Linked DNA regions of Homo sapiens: region 1 is linked to region 2. A link is an interaction called in ENCODE POLR2A ChIA-PET data of the cell type or tissue named here. Cell type or tissue: A673. All regions are shown on one strand. Links, peaks and the distances in the headings refer to the core of each region. The heading gives the core; the rest is flanking DNA.

Evidence for each region. ChIA-PET counts read pairs that join two places held together with the same protein. Peaks named below come from ENCODE experiments on the same cell type or tissue, not always from the same donor. Only the 100,000 strongest peaks of a DNase experiment are listed, where the experiment ranks them.
Region 1: POLR2A ChIA-PET joins it to region 2 with 5 read pairs; 2 of 35 experiments call an interaction of 5 or more read pairs at or near these places.

The regions. Positions count from the first base shown.
Region 1 is chr4:159,292,082-159,297,917 of GRCh38, reverse strand. The region is part of intron 7 of RAPGEF2 (Rap guanine nucleotide exchange factor 2); the gene reads right to left. Among named protein-coding and RNA genes, the nearest start is that of MIR3688-1, 170 kb to the right of the region's middle. In A673, for the core only: no CTCF peak of the experiment used is centred there; no DNase peak of the experiment used is centred there.
Region 2 is chr4:158,863,665-158,869,500 of GRCh38, reverse strand. It overlaps FNIP2 (folliculin interacting protein 2), which reads right to left. Exons shown (of 17, transcript NM_020840.3): 13 at 73-1,399. Among named protein-coding and RNA genes, the nearest start is that of FNIP2, 98 kb to the right of the region's middle. In A673, for the core only: no CTCF peak of the experiment used is centred there; a DNase peak (open chromatin) is centred at 3,530.

The sequences.
Region 1 (5,836 bases), core at 882-4,881, 430 kb before region 2:
TTAACTTCTGTGTACCTCAGTTTCTTCTATGAAATGGCTATAACATAATAGAGTGATCAAATGAAATAATCACTGTGGTCCAAATAATCTACCTTACATATGCCTCTCTATTCCTTCTCATTTCTTCTGTCATTTTTCCAGACAACATCCTCCACCACCTTAGGCCAGATATTTTTCAAATTCGGTGGAAACGAAGAAGCCAACCAAAGAAACAACTTGTTTTGACACTGTCATACCTAAAACTACCATTATGGTAGTTCACTTACTATATATTTCCCCAAAAGTCTACATATTACCTTTTAAATAAATCATGTATTTATATGGAGAGGAACTCACTGCTTAGAATACCATAATACATTTTGCAAACTAAATAACTTCATTTTCATGATATGCTTATAGTTCAATTACTCTCTTTTATAATAAAATATTCAAATTTCTGTAGTTTAGAATTCTCTCAAAGTGATAACAACTTGCGTAGTTTTGTGCATTTATGTGTATTGCCTTATTATATTTGACTGCAAAAGCCTCGAAAATAATATGCATTTGGCACAGACATATGCTACAAACTAAGTATGGTAAAACCACAAAGCTTTGCTCCTGCCATACGGAGCACACTGCCTCTCAGAGGACAGTCTGAACAGAAACACCACTGTGTTGTGTGTTTTTTTGGGGGTTGGGGGAAGGGATGCATTTCAAACGTTCCTTGCTACTTTCCTATATTATGATAATGTTTTAGAGTTGTAACAGAGAGGGCTTGATAAGATGTGGCTTATATAATGAGTATTTCACATGGCTTGCTGTCCAAATATATATCTTTATGTGGTGGAATTAGCTACTGAAATATGGTACCCTAGCCCTCTCCCAAGGCAGAAAGGAATTAATTCTTGCGTGTATGAAATGGGGACAATTTAAATACACTTGGGACCCCGATGAGGAAAATAAATAATCAATATTAGTGAACTGGTTGAAAACTGGCTGTCTGTCACAAGGTGACTAATGTTTCAAAGCAAATACTTTTAGGAGGGTTTTTCCATTGAATGTTCAAAGAAAGCATTGAGTAGAAAGGAAACCTACATGAACTTCACTTGAAAATGGAAGAGAGGAATACGTCAATGTGATGAGAAACTGCATGATCTAAGTACCATGTATTTCAAAATGTGAGGCTTTGCCCCATTTTTCCAAAGATAACAAAATTAGATCACCTGTACACCAGTTACTATGTGACAGGCCCTACTCTAAGTACTTGCATACATTAGCTTACTTAATTTTTACAACACTCTTAAAAAATAGGTATTAGTAGGACTATTTTATGTAGGAGGAAACCTCAGATGCAGAAAAGTGATTTGCATCAAGATCACACAGCGAAAAGGTGATGGAAACAGATTCCAGCCCCAGATGAACGGCTAGGGAGCACACACTTAAGCATTAAACTTAAATATATTTATTAATTTACTAATTGACCTGAAAATTCTCATGGATATTGATGGAACAATCAAATGGCTATTTAGATCAAATTACTAGTGAAATACAAATTTCAAAATCACATGAAAAATATTAATTGTAAATAATTTCTCACTCATGAAACTTTAATCTGCATCTCCAACATCAATGACTTTGACATTTGCAAAGCTGACTCACTTTTTGAGTCATCCAATTGAGTTTACATTCCTTCTAATTTGTTTAAGGTAGTGATGTGTCTATAAATGACACAGTGCTGTATAACATTCAGGAAGCTGATTTTTCATTTTTCTTGCAAGTTCTTTACAACAACCATCATTTACTTTTTGCTTTATAAATTAATCTTTACAAGGTTTATGGTAATATCCAGTAATTGCAATTCTGAGATCACATATTCAGGCCTCGTTATTAAATCTATGTAAAACTTCTTTAACTCCCTTATACCAATTCCATCATGTGAATTATAAACATTCCAAGCTAAGATCGCTTGGGGTCATTTCTGATTAATTTTCCTTATGGAAAAATACATCCTTCTTTAAAAACAATAAACTAAATTGAGAGAGAACTTCATTATATAAAAGATTAAGGTGGCTTATTTTCTGATAGTTGATTTTGGTGGAAACAAAACCTTGTCTTTTATATAATTTCCCCAACATCTGAAGGTCAGAAAAAACATTATGTGCATGCGCGCGCGCGCGCGCGCGCACACACACACACACACACACACACACACACACACTCACACACTCTCTCTCTCTTATGCTAGTCAACTAATTCTATCACTTTAAGAAAGATATCTGAGATATCTGGCATCAAGAACAATAGTAGAATTATTATTAGAACCATTGAAAGTGTCATTGAAAATGTTTATCTGAGACCTCAAATGGTACAATCGAACTGTTTATACAAGTTTCCATAGAAACACGGAGGTAGTTGATTAATGTATATATGGCCAAATGAAATGTCCTGTTGCCTGTTAATAAACAGTTTTATGATGGATTTCAAGTGACAGCCAGACCATTCTCATTTCAAATACACATACATACACACACACACACAAATGCATACACACAGGCATGCACTCTGCATATAATTCCTTTTCCTTTTCAATTCATTTTCAACCATCAACAACCACTCATTTGAAATGCATAAATCCCTTTGGGAGATTCCAAAAAATTCTCTAGGTCATTCAGTCCAAGAACTTTCAATGAAAAACACACCAACTGTTGGTACTGAGTTGGGTGATTTAAAAGTCATGCTCTGGGTAGTATTTCATCTATTTTAAATTCCAAACTCCTCTGTATATTTTCTCTTAATGTTAATAATAATTACTGCGATAGCTTTGGGGCGAGGGGGCCTGTATTGTATAATGGGCAATACGCTGAACGTTTCATACTTTGTCTCTTTGTTCTAATATCTATGAAGAGCCCAGATGTTGCACTTCATTGCTGAAGAAATGAAAGCTCGGGCCAGGTGCGATGGCTCACGCCAGTAATCCCAGCACTTTGGGAGGCCGAGGCAGGTAGATCACCTGAGGTTAGGCATTTGAGACCAGCCTGACGAACACGGTGAAACCCTGTCTCTACTAAAAATATAAAAATTAGCCAGGCGTGGTGGCATGCACCTCCCAGCTACTTGGGAGGCTGAGGCACGAGAATAGCTTGCACCTGGGAGGCAGAGTTTGCACTGGGCCAAGACCATGCCAATGCACTCCAGCCTGGGTGACAGAGTGAGAGGAAAGGATGGAAGGACGGACAGACGGACGGAAAGAAGGAAGGAAGGAAGGAAGGAAGGAAGGAAGGAAGGAAGGAAGGAAGGAAGGAAGAAATGGAAGCTCAAAGAGCTCAAGTGGCTTGTCCAAAACCCTCAGTAACAGGCTCCAAAATCTATGTTTATGAACTATAAGCAAATCATGCAATCATACCATTTAGACTGTAATACTAATTAATATAGAAATACTGGTAATATTCTACAATTACTAAAACTTGAGTTCTCAGCCTCTTGTTTTCCAGAACCTAGTGGGACTGATGCTATGGAAGCGGCAATCCCTGGAGAGGGAGGCAGCTGCTGGTACGATCAGAAGATGGCTTCTATAACCAATTAGACAACAACTTTGATGAGCTCCAAAGGGACTGCACTTAGTTATCCCAACTGAAGAAATGCTCAATGGAGTATGGAGCTCGGGAAATGAGTGTTTAAAGTCAAAGAAAAAAGATTCCTATGGGATCCATGGAGGATTCTAAGCTGCCTTCTTTGTGAACAAAAAAGGTTGGGTTTGGGAAGGAGGCCTTACACAGAATTAAAAACATTAACCCATAATTAATTTTTAACTCTTTAAAAGTTATAAAGCTATCTTACACCTAAATGCAAATGAACTTAGATCTACATACAGTAGCATGGCTGAGACTGGCTAGCTATTCACCAGTGCTCTCTTGCTGGGTGCATCGCTAGATTACATTTCCCAACGTCCCTTCCGGTTACGTAAGTGCCAATTGAGTTCAAACCACTGGAGTATGAACAGTTAGAAGTGAGTACGCCACTTCTATATCTTACTCATAACAACCTTACACATGAGACCCTCCATGATCTTTCCCTTTCCATTAAAGAGAGTCTCTGTTGGAAGAAAACGCAAGCTTTGCATTGAAGGTTAAACACAACTGAGCCAAAAAATGGAGAGGGGCTGCAACCCTGAACCACTATCTAGAAGGAATTTGTCCATTGATCAAGAACACCATCAGATTTATGAAAAGGAGACTTAAAAGAAAGTCTACTGTGTTTGAACCATTATATTTTGTTTTGTTTGGTACAATAGCTAGCATTATCCTAAACAAATACTAGGATCATTTTTACGACCTATAACTGAAAATTCTTCCACAGTGAAATTCTAAATTCCTTATGAAGAAGTAGGCAGGACACTGATAACATCCTATTTCATGGGACTGTGTGCAGTTTGGATAAAATAAACACGACAGTTCATTTACTCTTCAATTAACTAGTCAAACGACATTTATTGAAAACCAGTAGGCCAGACACTATTCTGAGTTTGCTAAATACAGCAATGAGTAAAATAAAGCCCATGCTGTCATGCATCTTACAACTAGTGGGTGGGGACAAATAATTAAATAATAAACAAGAAACTGTCAAGTTGTGATAAGTACTGCATCCAGCAAAGATGAAAAGAAACCGATGTGATAAACAGTGACTAGACAGAAAGGGATGACCTAAGATGTGATATTAAGACGAGAAAATTGTTTTCATTTTTTTATGCTCTCACTTATTTCCCAAAGGAATAATTTTAATTATATCATCTTCATAAAATACATATATAGACATGTATACAAAATATATAAGCACACAAATTTTGTATATAACATTTTCATATATTAATATATAATACATTGCTAAGTATACTTCATATTTGTCTTTGTGTAAAGTTGAGATAAATCTAGCATATCACTAGGCCAAAGGAATATAATCATTAAATATATTATGAAAAATTATTGTGCTGTGTATGTAACTTGAGAACAAAATCAACAAAGTATTAGATTATCTTATGAACCAAAGACAGTAATGAAATATATGGAGTTGTTCAGTGCCCTCTAATTTGGAGAGCACTAATATCTACTCAAATATCAAGACACAAATATTCTATGATGAAACTATAAGGTTTCCGGAAAATTACTTGTTTTTAAAAGTGCTGCTTCATAGGTTACATGAAAAATTAGGTCTAGAAGCCACCTACTTGATTGTTTGATTTTGATGACTCATAAAATTTATTGAATAGGCTGACCACTTGAGAATAAATACTTCTCTTGAAATTTATGCTATAGTCTTTTAAAAAAATAGAAGTAAACTTATTTCATTAGGAAGAAGGGTGGATGTACTCAAAACTCTGACTCCATAGACTTTATATCCTAGTATTTGTGTGTCTGTGTTGGGGAGTGGGTAGGAAGTTGGGGGAAGCCCATCAAAAAAATAAGAACATCACTTAGTGGTAATTTAAAAATTAATTAAGTATCCAGGATATAGGGTGTGAAAGGTTTCCCTGCTTAGGTAACATCTGAGTACAAGATATGAATGGAATGAAGGCCTGACCCCTGCAGAAGCACATGGGAGTAGCAGGCATTTCAGCAACAAACACACTAAGAGCAAAAGCCCAAGGTAGGGTGGCGTTCGCATGTTTTAGGAATAGCTAGGTCAGTACAAGCTCTGACAAGGAGAGGGATTGGGGCAGAGAGATATTCAGGGGTGAAATCACGTGGGGAGCTATGGTAAAGAGTTTGGATTTTACCCTGAATGAGATGGGAAGCCACTGAAGGGTTTTGGGAGCTCAAAATGTACGAGTCAATAATTCAACACATTTTAAATATCAGCAACG
Region 2 (5,836 bases), core at 1,087-5,086:
CATCACAGGTGTCAGGCCAGGAAAGTGGGATTTGAACCCAGTTCCCTCTACTTCCCAGCCTGCTGGAGTTACCTTGGCAGAGGCAGCTCCACTTCCAAGGACCCTCCAGTCCTGTCACCACCGTGACCCAGATCTAGCATGGCTGAAGCGCAGGCTTCGTCGTCACTGTCTCCCAGGGCGCTATCTGAGCTTTCATTTCGGGGAATGTCTCCTTCAGTCCTGAAGTTGGCCTTCTTGTTGTCATCCCCACAGGGGATATTCGCACCAGCCACGAGGCCAGGGCCCCGCTGGACACACCTGGGGGCAACAGGCTCCAGCACAGGTCCTTCCGCAGCCTTCACATACAAACCTCTAGTGGCCTCCAGCCTCCTCCCTCCCGTTCCTCCTGCACCGTGGGAGGCTGTGCCCAAGTCAGCAGCGTGGCTGAGCTGCCCAGCAATATCTGCTGCCATGTCGTTTCTGCTGCCTCTGTCCTCTGCAAAACCCTTGTCAGACTCGCCTTCATCCCCCTCTGAAAGCCGATTCTGAGGACAGCAAACATTCTCCTGAAAGCCAGGTTTAAAAGGGCTCCTAGAAACCTGCGGGTCCTGAGCCACATCAGCAGCCTCACTGGCCTCCAAGGAGGGGCCACAGGCCTTCACCCGTTCCTCCATTTTTTTCATGCGGCTTTCAAAGTCAGACTCTGGAGATGCAAAGCTTCCAATCTGGAAAGTGACCTTTTCTAAGGAAGGTTTCTCCCGGAGATGTCTGTCAGGGCAAGGCCAGGCCACTGACCGGTCTGGCAGTCTTGTAGGCATCTCCACTTTCAACAGCTCACAGACAGCTTGCTGGTCCATCTTCATTCCTGCCCCCAAAACTTCACAGCTGGGAAGTCTTGAAGAGCCATCTTGCGGTGCCTCTTTATTTTTCTCATCCCCACAAAATGCATTCTGAGGTTTCCAGGAAGCGTCTGATGCTGGCCCCAGGCACCCTGCGCTGCAAGCCTCAGAACCCTGCTCTGGCCTCCTGTTAGCTTCTTTGTCAGGTTTAAGACCCAGGTCTCTACTGTCAGTGCCCTCTGGGCACTCAGGAAACCCTGTCGGCCAGGGGTTGTGTCTCTCTGCTGCTGTTGGTGGTAGGATGGGGGGTACAAGAGCGGGCTCGTTCCTCACCGTAATGACCACATACTCAGACTCCTCCACCTCTCCTTTCTCCAAGGCTGTTATGATCTTGCTCCCATTTAAAACTTGGTCACCTTCACCATGATTGCCACTCCAGGTCAGCTGGTTCTCTTGTAGCTCAGAGCAACGGAGAAAGTAGGTCAGGACATAAAGTATTCGCTGGACTAAGTCCTTCTGCTTCCCTACCACTACGGTGCGAGTCAGTCTCACTGGAGAGCCTATGGCTCCGTAAAGATCACCTAGAGAGCAAAGGTGGACACAAAGGCAGTGGTCTCTGGGGTTAGCATGTCACAGATATATCCGTCTTTACAAGAGCAAAACAGATAACTTATATTCCCAATCTGGAGTCCCTGCTTCAGACTCATGATTTCTACTCTCTAGTAAGGACCACGTTTTAGTTTTGCCACTGTAAGTGAGTCAGTCTGGACACAGGCTGTGGCCCACCACCCCTGGTGTGTGGGAGTCGTGCTGCTGTGCCCACAGCCCCTCCCATTGCCTGCTGGGTCTTCCCTGCAGCTCAGTGGGTCAGCCAATGAGATGGCCCAAAGAAGGCTAAAGCCAGAGCTCTGAATATGTGACCAGATCTAATACTATATCTTGGAAACTAGAATAATAAGAATTTGTTGGAAGAATCCCAGGACATTGGGCCTTGGGATAAAATCCAAATTTAGGAATTTCTCAACAGAAGTGCAGTGAATTAATTCAAAATACTTAATGAGGTGGTCTACACAGAATTATCTTAATACGCATACACACACCAAGTAGAATCAGCTTGATTAACAAGAAGAAAATCACTTAGTCATGAATGAGTCTGAAGGTTTTATTTCATTTCGCTTGAAAATTCAACTGGGCCAGGCGCAGTGGCTTATGCCTGTAATATCAGCACTTTGGGAGGCTGAGGCAGGCAATCACCTTAGGTCAAGAGTTTGAGAGCAGCCTGGCCAACATGGCAAAACCCCGTCTCTACCCAAAATACAAAAATTAGGCGAGCGTGCTGGTGTGCACCTGTAGTCCCAGCTACTTGAGAGGTCAAGGCAGGAGAATTGCTTGAACCTGGAAGCCAGAGGTTGCAGTGAGCTGAGATGGCACCACTGCACTCCAGCCTGGGCAACAGCATGAGACTCTGTCTCAGAAAAAAACAGAAAAGAAAATTCAACTGGAAAAAAGTATGTCCCATTAGTTATATATCCTGACAAGTTGATTAAAAACTGACTAATGTACTGTGAGCTCTACAGTCAGCTTAAGGAGGAGACAATAAGGGCAAATGTGTCATCCAACCACCCAGCAATAAGCTTTTCATCAAAAGTACTTCAGTGCCTAACTATTAAAACTACTGCATTTGATAATTTGATTATTACATTTTATAATAAGTTACACATTTGATAAGAAGATGGACAATTATAATAAAGAACCTATGTTTACTAACTGGACAGGCACTGTGTTAAGACCCTAAAGATGTATCTCAGCTGGGTGCGGTGGCTCATGCCTGTAATCCCAGCCCTTTGGGAGGCTGAGGCAGGTGGATGACCTGAGGTCAGGAGTTTGAGACCAGCCTGGCCAACATGCTGAAACCCTGTCTCTGCCAAAAATACAAAAAATTAGCCAGGTGTGGTGGCAGACACCTGTAATCCCAGCTACTAGGAAGGCTGAGGCAGGAGAATAACTTGAACCCGGGAGGCAGACATTGCAGAGAGCCAAGGTGTCGCCACCGCACTCCAGCCTGGGCTACAAGAGCAAAACTCCATCTCATAAAAAAAGATGTGTCTCATTGTATCTTTGTATAATCAAACTGGAGTTAGAAACCCATTAAAGAATAATCAGAGGGCTGGGCACGGTGGCTCACACCTGTAATTCCAGCACTTTGGGAGGCCGAGGTGGGCGGATCACTTGAGGTCAGGAGTTCGAGACCAGCCTGGCCAACAGGGTGAAACCCCGTCTCTACCCAAAATACAAAAATTAGCCAGGCGTGGTGGCAGACACCTGTAACCTAGCTACTCGGGAGGCTGAGGCAGGAGAATCGCTTGAGCCCGGGAGGCAGAGGTTGCAGTGAGCCGAGATCACGCCACCGCACTCCAGCCTGGGTGACAGAGCAAGACTCTGTCTCAAAAAAAAAAAAAAAGAATAACCAGAATATTGGAACAAATCAAAAGCTGAAAAGATACTAAATAAAGGAGAACTGATACATGGTAATCAGTACAAATCAGAATGTAGGAAGTTAGAAACCCTCTGAGGAATGCATCTAGAGAGGAGGGAAAGCAGTTATAAGGGCATATACTAGATAAAACTAATTAAAATAGATGAGTATGGGAAAAAAGTTATGAGAACCATCGGAAAGTACCTCCCCCTGGGACCCATTAAGAAATACCTCCTTCTGCGAGTATTCCCTTGTGTACGGTTCCTAAGAACATTCAAATGGCAAGACATAAATAATAATAAACAATCCTCTCTATAAAATGACTAGATTATAGGCTGATAGAGCTTTAACTGAGAGGCGTTTGCAAGTGACTGAGAAATCAGCCTAGAATTCAAGAGAGTAACTCAGAATTGTAGGCTGAAGCTAGGACTTTTGTTTGAGAAAACCTTTCTAAGAGCTCATTACTGTTAACACTTTGATTACATCTGCCTATTGCCGCAGGATATCAACAGTCATTTCAGGAATTCATGAAATATTTTTTGTTAAATCAGTTTCAATATTAATAAAGAAGAAGCATTACTTATCCAAAATCTGGTATAACAAACTACAGGGGAAAGACCACTTAGAATATTATTTTTTAGCAATGCATTTGAGTATTGTATATTTTAATAACTAAGGAACAAATGGAAATGGTAAAACAAGGAAGGTTATTAAAAATACAATTTATAATCATTTAAACTATATAAAATAATGAGTGCAATGTGAGTGGAACCAGTGCTATTACATTATAGCCAAACTTCATAAAATAAAGCATTTTTAAAACAGTAGACCCATAATATTAAATATTTACTGGAAGTTCAATTTTTTTTTGAGTCTTGGATAATTGAAGCTAATTTTTAGAATAGATTTGTTTTCATGAATATAATTTTTTAAAATGTAGAAATTGCACAACAATGTGAATGTACTTAACATGACTGAACTGTACACTTAGAAATGGTTAAGATAATAAATGTTGTTATATGCTTTTTACCTCAATTAAAAATAAAAATTTAAAAGAGAGGCAAATGGGGAAAAAGCAGAAGAAAAAGTGAAGGAGTCAAGCGTGCTTCCAAGTGAAATAGGCCAAAGACAGAGTGCATGGAAGCAGGAAAGGTGCTGGACAAAGTAGGAGAAGAGGTCACAGGAAAGGAGGACACAGAAAGGAATGGTGGCAAATGGGGACACAGAGTGGAGACTCAGGGAGGGAGAGACGGAGAGAGCAGAGGAACAGACAGAAGAAACTTAGGAAGAAAGAGGGAAGAATAGAGAGAAGGGAAAGCAGAAAGAAAAAAGATGGGATGTTAGAGAGGTGCAAAATGATAGAGAACTGGGGTGAAGCCAAAAGAGGATGGAGAAGGAGAGGAGATAACAGCCAGGAGGGTAAAACATGTAGAGAAAAAGAAAACAAAGAGGGAGGAAGAGGGAGAAGAAAGGAAAGAACTGTTGAGGGGAACAATAGTGAAAAGTTGGAAACTAGAAAGAGGAGAGGAAAGAATGAGGTGGAGAAGCTGAGAGAATTTAGAAGCCCTGTAAAGGAAGCATGGTGAAAGAAAGGGGGTTAGAGAGGTAGGGGACTATATAGACAGAAACAAAAATAAACCAGGAGAAGCTGAGAGAGAACAAAAATAAGGAGACGAGAAGAGAGTTTAGTATCTTAAAGGCACACTTATTCCTGATCACATTCTAATAACGTCTATGTTGTAGAATTCCCCTTTCAACAGTGTCTCCTTATACCCTACACAGTTTAACTTATTGCATCTTTATTATCATTATTTCAAATGTTTTCTAATTTCTTTTGTGCAATTTGTTTGGCTTGTGGGTTATTTAAATGTGGTTGTCAGCTGGGTATGGTGGCTGACACCTGTAATCCCAGCATTTTGGGAGGCAGAGGCAGTTGGATCGCTTGAGCCCAGTTCAAGACCAGCGACCAGCCTGCAAAACATGGCAAAACTCTGCCTTTACAAAAATTAGCTGGGCATGGTGACGCACATCTGTAGTCCCAGCCACCAGGGAGGCTGAGGTGGAAGGATCACTTGAGCCTGGGTGGTTGGGGCTGTGGTGAACCTTGATTGTACCACTGAACTCCAGCCTGGGTGACAGAGCGAGACTCTGTCTCAAAAACAACAACAACAACAAAAATACATGGTTTGATTTCTGAGAAAGTGAGAACTAAAAAAAAATTGATTTGTAGTCTAATTCCACTGTGTTTTGAAAAATACAATGTAAACTTCTGAGAAAAAAATTTCACACATTTTAACTTATATTAAATCAGTGGTCCAAATCTCTTTTGGGTAGAAAAGCTCCTTTTCATTTCTACAAACCCTTAAGATCATTAGGTCAAAAAGAGACCTATATGGAACTACTTCAGTCAGTGGTGTAGACAGTGGCATTTAAACTTTGTATACCTATGCCAAGAAAGAAATACATTTTATACTGCAACCTCAATGCATCTTTTGGAACAGACATTTTACAAAATATACATGTAAATCACTGATATTTTCTA